Linked DNA regions of Homo sapiens: all the other regions are linked to region 3. Evidence: read pairs that join two places in POLR2A ChIA-PET (ENCODE). Cell type or tissue: GM12878. All regions are shown on one strand.

Region 1 (2,500 bases), 76 kb before region 3:
GTTGGCCAGGCTGGTCTCGAACTCCTGATCTCAGGTGATCTGCCCGCCTCGGCCTCCCAAAGTGCTGGGATTACAGGCGTGAGCCACCATGCCCAGCCAAGAACACTTGCTTTTAAAAGCAGAGTATCAAAGGGATGTTTGCACACCCATGTTCATTGCAGCATTACAGATACTCCTTAACTTATGATGGGTCACGTCCTGATGAGCCCGTTGTAAATTGAAAATATTGTAAGTAGAAAATGCATTTAATACACCTAACCTACCGAATGTCACAGCTTAACCTAGCCTGCCTTGTGTGCTCAGAACACTTACATTAGCCTACATTTGAGCAAAATCATCTATCACAAAGCCTATTTTATAATAAAGCATTGAATATCTCATGTGATTTACTGAACACTGTAAACGGTAGAGTACTGTATCAGTTGCTGACCCTCGTGATCACAGGGCTGACCGGGGCTCTCTGCCGCTGCCCAACATCACAAGAGAATATCATGCCGCATACCACTAGCCCAGGAAAAGATCAAAATTCAAAATTCAAAGTACAGTTCCTGCTGAATGTGTGTTGCTTTCACACCATCATAAAGTCGACAAATCTTAAGTCAAATCATCGTTAAATCTGGGACTATCTCTCTCTGTAGGATTCGGTACTATCTGCAGTTTTAGACATCCACCAGGGATCTTGGAACACATCCCCCATGTATATACTGTACAGAATTTCAGGTTTGCAGGAGACAAGAGTTCTGGAGATTGTTTGCACATCAATATGAGTAAACATAACATCACTGAACTATATACTTAAAAATGGTTAGGATGAGGCCAAGTGTGGTGGCTCACGCCTGTAATCCCAGCACTTTGGGAGGCCGAGGTGAGTGGATCACCTGAGGTCAGGAGTTCGAGACCAGCCTGGCCAACATGGTAAAACCCCATCTCTACTAAAAATACAAAAATTAGCTGGGCATGGTGGTGCATGTCTGTAATCCCAGCTACTAGGGAGGCTGAGGCAGGAGAATCACTTGAACCTGGGAGGCAGAGGTTGCAGCGAGTCAAGATCGCACCACCGCACTCCAGCCTGGGTGACAGAGTGAGACTCCATCTCAAAAAAAAAAAAAAAAAACAAGTTAGGATGGTATTTTATATTACGTGTATCATACCACTTTTTTTTTTTTTTTCTCAAAAAGACTGCTCTAAACTGAGAGCTCTTGCAGAGCAAAGACCACATCAGGTACATTCTTGCGGCTGGTGCTGGGGAGGAGCTCAACAGATGTCTGCCCGCGACAGCTCAGCAGGTGGGATGGGTGATCGGCTGCCTCCCGCTGGCTGTGGCTAACACTTCTAGAAGCCCTGCACACCGGAGAGTAAGCAACCAGCCCAAGCCTGGCTAAAACCAAAAACAATAAAAAGCCTCGAGAACTGAGAATGTGGAGGAGGAAGACAGGACAAAAATAAATCCAGTCACTGCTGTGGTCAAGAAGAGGTGGCTTTCACCCATTCCTCAAAGGAACCTCGAAAGGGAACGAAAGGCCCCGATGTTAATTTTAGAAATAGCTTGAAGCCCTGTCCAACTTGAGAGTGACTCTGTGCCTCTTCCACAGCTTAAAGTACCTGGACTTTTTGACAGTTGTGCTCCTCTGCTGCCAAATGAATGGGGGTTGTAATCCACTTGAGGATCTTTTAAACTTCACTGCTGTTTGTATGAATTTGGAAGGAAAAACCAAACCTCCTCTGAGAGCTGACTCACGTCCCTTTGGGCATTGTGCCAGGCCCTCAGAAATCACCTCATCTGCCAACCCATCTATAATACCCTGTCTGTAAAAGCATCCTTCTGCTTCCACTGGCCAGGAAGATCGCAAAGGAAACCATGTAATTGCAAGAAAAGCCAAGTCAGAGAGGCAGGTGACACGTGTTTTATGACCAATGAGGGGCAAAGCCATAGAAAGTTCAGAACTGAGAGTGGGTGGGAGCATAAATCCTGTTGCCATTGTGGTAAAAATGGGTGGCACTCACTGTGGGAACCTTGAAAGGGAACAGAGTGCCACGATGCTGCTTTGCAGAGGGTCAGGTGGTCACACAGCATCCTGGGGTGGTTTATTCCCTCCGGGTCTCCCCCGTCTGCCATGTTCCAACAACCATCCCAGATCCTCCTCCCTCTAATTGGGATCATATTAAATAGCCTTTCCACCAGTGACAGAAGGAGGTGGGCTCTTAGTGGAGCCCACTCTGTAAATATAGAGTAACAACAGGAATCAGAATGTTCCACTGGAAACAGGTGGGACTTGTCCTCCCCATACAGACTATAGAAGATGTTTACAGGACTTTCTGCAACCATCCTCATCAAGTATAATCCCAGAAAAGTAACAGCAAGCTGATGGGTTTATTCAGGTAATATCCAGGAGACATATTTCTCTTTAAAAGGAAAAGGAATTTGCATGTTTTGTTATGGCCATCCCTTATTCCAGTTTAACTGGTCCCTAAGAGGCTCTAACTACAGCAAGAGGGATTT
Region 2 (2,500 bases), 60 kb before region 3:
AATCACCAGAACCTGTGACTATGTTATAAGCAGGAATTAAGGATGCAGATAGAATTAAGGCCGCTAATCAGTTGACTTTAAAATAGGGAGATTATCCTGGATTATCTAGATGGGCACAACATAATGACAGGGATCCTTAAATATGGAAAAGAGAAGCAGGAGAGTCAGTGTCAGAGTGATGTGATGTGAGGCTTCCTAGAGCCCCGTGATGTCCGTGAACACTGCACGAACTAGTGTTTCTACTTCCAGACTCTATTCATGAGAAACAACAGGAAATGGGGCCGTTGTGGGGTATGGGTAGGAGAAGTGGAAGGTTGAGAAGGGAGGCCCCTAGGGAGTGTTCCTGGTCACCAGCTAAGAAGGGACCGTGGACATTGTCAGCAAGGACTTTGGAGAGTTCATCTCAAGGTGTTGGGTACCCCACCTGCTGCCAAGAACAGGCAAGAGCTGCACCACTGTGCACCAGCAAAGGGCTGGATTTGCAGTGGTGATCTCCTTAGCAAGGAGAGTCCAAAATTAAAGTCACCGAAGTCTCTTGTTTGTGCCAGGCCCTGGTGGGCCCTTTAACCCAGCTCTCTCAGCTGATGCTCACAACATCAGCATGTGGCCAGCATTATGACCTGTTTATACAGAGGAGGAAACAGACTCAGGGAAATTCAGTGATTTGCCCGAGGTCACCCATTAGACGGCAGCAGAGCTGAGATTAGAACTCTTGATTCTAAATCTAGAATCTTCCATGTCATACCATATTTCATTTTCTTTTCATAAAGGCCTAATTAATACTGCAGTCATTATTGATTCAATCCTGAGAGCATGAGAACACAGCCAGTACAGACTATTAATCTGCATTTCCTCCTTGAGATGTGCCAGCCATAAAAAATGTAGCAGCTTCAAAAACTACAAACTAGAAAGGGGCCTAAAGGAAATTTGGTGCCCAATGAATAAATCTTATGTCAGCTCAGGATTGTTGTAATTGCAGTTCTGTATAATGTTCATAAGGCTTGGGTTTCCTGCGGTCCCTGAAATCGACCAGGGAGGTGAGGAAGGAAGCAGCCATTCCCCACCAGGGTGCCCAAGGACTCCCACCAAATTAGAATGTGGTCCCAGCCCCGGGAACTAAATTTATCCTGAAAGGACATTTGGATCAGAATGTTCTCTGCTACAAGAGATCCTGTCCCTCATTGTCCTCCTCTTTCTCTTCTTCCAGAGCCAGGCAGTATTGGCTGTAAAACTCAGCCCTGTCAATTCAGCTTGAAAACCACACATACACATGCAGTCAACCCGCAGCAACAGACACCACATGTTTAGATTTGAAAGATGGGAAAGACTGAGGCAAGCAGGAAAGGAGAGGCCGAGGACATACAGAGAAGGTGAAACAAGGTGGTTTTGGTGAAGCTGAGCGCAGGGTCAAAGAGGAACTGAGAAGAGGAAAAAATGTCCCCTGGTGGCTGTGGACAACTCGAGCCCGTAACCCAACAGCAGCTGGGGCAAGTCATTCCCTCTACAGCGCCAGCTGCTCCTTCCCAAGCCACGCAGCTCCTCCTACCTGCCCCCGCACTTCAACCTTTTGAGCCCACTTAACACTCAGAAGCCCCCCGCACAAAGTCGGCTTTGGGTGATGTCACTGCTGCTGCGGGTGACAGCCAGGCCCTGGGGATAGAAGCCTGCTCTGGGATGGTGGCGGTTTCCAGCCACCCCACCAAACCTGCAAGGTTGAATTCTGCAGGCAAAGGAAGGATGTAAACTCCCTGCCTGGGGGAGAAGCTAAGTCCCCGAGGCTGCTGGAGAAGAGTGTATTTTTAGGCATAGGCTTGATTTGTGAACAATAAGGGAAGAGCAAAATTGTAAAATCCTAAGGTTCTTGTGAAGTCTGATCAGTGTCGCTCCTGCTAAACATCCAAAAAGATCCGACAGAGCAAGACAAACTCGGGCTGCCCTCAAGCCCTGGCTCCTGGTTGGGTGGTGTTCAGTCAGTGAGATCAGAACCTCAGCGTTTTGGGGTGGGAGGGGTGTTTTTCCATTCCTCTGACTCTTAAACAAGAGTGTACCAGGTGGCTCTCATCTTTAATCCTAACAATCTCCCAAGGAGGGAGATTCATCCACCATTCCTCTAGCCCAACCCTGTACTCTAAGGTCAGAGCAGGTCCCAGTGATTGAGGGGGGTTCAACCTGTACCATAATCTACACCCGTCTCCCATCCCCATTCTTACCTCTCAGTCTTTGATACAGACTATTGACATTCTCTCCATCTTACATAAAATGCTTTGCAGGTGCAACCTGAAGACAAATTCCCTGGCTTCCCTCTCCCGCCATCAGATCGCCATCCCCCAACCCCTTCTCATAGATAGAATGGGGCTACTACCATTTTAGACCTGGGTGCCTCATCGCTCCAGCTGCTGCTCACCAGGATCTGGCTCCAGCCCTTCTTTCTATTCTCACCTTTCAACATTCCCTTTACGATCAGCTGCATGCCTCCCATTCCGCAGAGCCCTGAGCTTCT
Region 3 (2,500 bases):
TGAACAGCAAGGCCACAACCCCACGGAAAAAAAAGCAGAGAACTTCAGAAAGCAGCAGCTCAGGCACAAGGTTAGTTAATCTTCAATCACCTGGGGAAAAAAAAAGTTTGTCACCTCCCAAGGGCCTTTGAGTGGGAGCTGCCACTGGATGGGCAGAATTACCTAATCTGCCTGGTACCCCTGAGGTTGCCTTGTCCATCCGCCTGCCTCCAGACTGGTCAGCAGGGCCAACCAGGCACACAAAGCTCTCCAGCAAAAGAGTGTCACCCATCCCTCCCCAGGGTCCACTGAATGTCCCTGAGCTCTCCTGGGCTGTGACTAACCCAGACCATGGAGGAGTAGAGACCACTTCCTCCATGAAACTGGGACACAGATATTCACCTCCCCCCAAGAATAAACCATGCTTAAAGGTGGTCTCTAGTCAGACCCAGTCCCTTCTCAGGACTTCTTCCCTCCCAGATACAACTTCTCACTCCGTTGACAAGTCTTAGATCCCAATCTGTTAAAGCTCCAACTAATTTTACAGCCAGAGTTAGATAACAGGAAAAAGATATCTCCTTTCCTCTCATCATTGTCATCATCAGTAACAATCACAATAGGTCCCATTTGTTGAGCAGGCAGATACGTGCCTTACACGTCTCTAATTTAATTCTCCCTACTCGACAGCTGGGGAAACAGGCTCGCTAAAGCTCCATGACTTATCCAAGATCACACAAATAGTAGTGGCAGAGCTGGGATTCCAACTCTGGCCCAGTTCCTTGAAATGTTCCCATTTGCCTCCAGGAGAGAGGGATATCTATCTTGGCCCTGCAGTGTGTACAAGGCCTGGTACATAGGAGACACCCAGAAAATACTTGTTTCATAAATGACTCAAAACATGGATGGACAGTGCAGGGATGGGTGAATGAGTGAGCAAGTTAAATGAGCTCTGCTTATCTCAAGACCAGCCCCAAGGCACACAGGAAGTGGCCGCTGAGGCAAGAAGGACCTCTCAGCTACTGCCCCCTCGGTGCACGCCACTGCTGCTATGAGGGTCTGTGATTCAGAAATGCGGGGAGCCAAGCACCTCAGGTGGCCTCCCCTTTCATTCACCTAAAATCTGCCTTCCGCATCTCTGGGAAAGCCCCTTTCCCTGAGCTCCCCCTCAGGGGTGGCACCTGCCCCAGGCAGGGAAGAGGGCCTGATCCTGCAGAGTGGTGACTCTCCCGTCGCGTTAAGACAAATGTGCATAGATCCCACACTGGGATCTGTGCACAGCCACTGTCTCTGGGAATAGCCGTTTCCTTAAGAACTCTGACTACGGGTGTCACTGAAAGAGAAGGTGCTGGGATTGCCCCTTCCCCACACCCCCCTTGCATTTGGGCCTTCATCAGTTTTCCCCAGTGAGGGCCCCTGGTCTCCAAGGGAGGACTGGAGAGAGCCAGGGCTGTGACCAGGGCAGCTGCCAGTCCTAGCGAGGCTGCCAGCCCCATATCCTGGAGCGCCCAGCAGGAGAGGCGGTTCTGAGAAGGCAGCGAGCAGAAGGACCCGCAGACGCAGAGGCTCATTACAGGGAATGACTAAGTGAGCTGCGCTTCCAAGGGAAACCCCACTCGCTTCTGCTCGCTGAGACGCTCATCCTTGAGCTATTTTGACTAAGGCGGCTTCCAGGTGCTGCCCTCCGCTGGGGCAGCCCACTGAGAGAGCAGCCGGGTTGCTGGAGGACCCTCTGCCTGGAAGTCTTGGTCCTGGCTATTCAGGTCGTCTGACAGGTCTGCCCCACCCGTTTCCAGGGCGGGAAAGTCTGCCCATCACCGATTAAAGTGAGATGCTGGGAATGGGGGAAATCCGATCAGCACCTCCTAGGTTTTTGCGGCTGGATTTCAATAAGGAATGTGACAGTCTCGCAGCAGCTGTGCCCTGCCTGAAACAAGCTCTATTTGAAACCTCCAACAGCTGAACCCCTCCCAGCTACCCGATGGCCAGCCCGCCCAGCCACCCCCCCACCAAGCCACCCCCTGCCCCAAATGACAAATAAATAGAAAAACCCAAGCAACAAGCAGGCGCATGCATACGTACAAACATTACGCACATACACACACACACACCAACAAATTGGGGGTGGGGGTATCGTGGAGCCACTTGTCCACCGATTCCCAGGTCTCCAAGCCTTCCAGCCCACAGCAGGAGAGCTCCCCGGCAAGCAGAGCATCGGCAGAAACCCACCTTCCTCCATCTCCACTCCCTCTGGGAGGGAAACCCCCTCCTCCGTCTTGGGGCTGGACTGAGAGGCTGGAGCAGTGGGGCCAGCTCCCCGCTAAAGCCAGTGCCTGCTGTTCTCCATCCGGGCGCGCACTCACACACACACTCATCTTTATTTATCCCAAGGAGGAGTTGAGGTGGGAGGGGAGAACTGGGGCTGAGCTGGGGCGCGGGCTTGTGGGGACCGCCTGGGAAGCCCTGTCATCCCGTCCCAAGGAGAGGTGCTCCCCCAGCTGATTCCAAGGCGGCGCCCAGCTGC

The links. Peaks named below come from ENCODE experiments on the same cell type or tissue, not always from the same donor. Only the 100,000 strongest peaks of a DNase experiment are listed, where the experiment ranks them.
Region 1: POLR2A ChIA-PET joins it to region 3 with 12 read pairs; 8 of 35 experiments call an interaction of 5 or more read pairs at or near these places.
Region 2: POLR2A ChIA-PET joins it to region 3 with 26 read pairs; 7 of 35 experiments call an interaction of 5 or more read pairs at or near these places.

What each region holds. Positions count from the first base shown.
Region 1 is chr1:154,790,133-154,792,632 of GRCh38, forward strand. All of the region lies in intron 2 of KCNN3 (potassium calcium-activated channel subfamily N member 3), which reads right to left. Among named protein-coding and RNA genes, the nearest start is that of KCNN3, 79 kb to the right of the region's middle. RefSeq lists an enhancer at 1,333-1,642. In GM12878, a CTCF peak has its summit at 1,307 (motif pointing left); DNase peaks (open chromatin) are centred at 1,449 and 1,799; H3K4me3 peaks cover 985 bases; H3K27ac peaks cover 1,153 bases.
Region 2 is chr1:154,805,835-154,808,334 of GRCh38, forward strand. All of the region lies in intron 2 of KCNN3 (potassium calcium-activated channel subfamily N member 3), which reads right to left. Among named protein-coding and RNA genes, the nearest start is that of KCNN3, 63 kb to the right of the region's middle. In GM12878, a CTCF peak has its summit at 1,463 (motif pointing left); a DNase peak (open chromatin) is centred at 1,347; H3K4me3 peaks cover 425 bases; H3K27ac peaks cover 1,108 bases.
Region 3 is chr1:154,865,744-154,868,243 of GRCh38, forward strand. The region is part of intron 1 of KCNN3 (potassium calcium-activated channel subfamily N member 3); the gene reads right to left. Among named protein-coding and RNA genes, the nearest start is that of KCNN3, 3.3 kb to the right of the region's middle. RefSeq lists enhancers at 25-94, 2,362-2,500. In GM12878, no CTCF peak of the experiment used is centred here; no DNase peak of the experiment used is centred here; H3K4me3 peaks cover 2,313 bases; H3K27ac peaks cover 2,092 bases.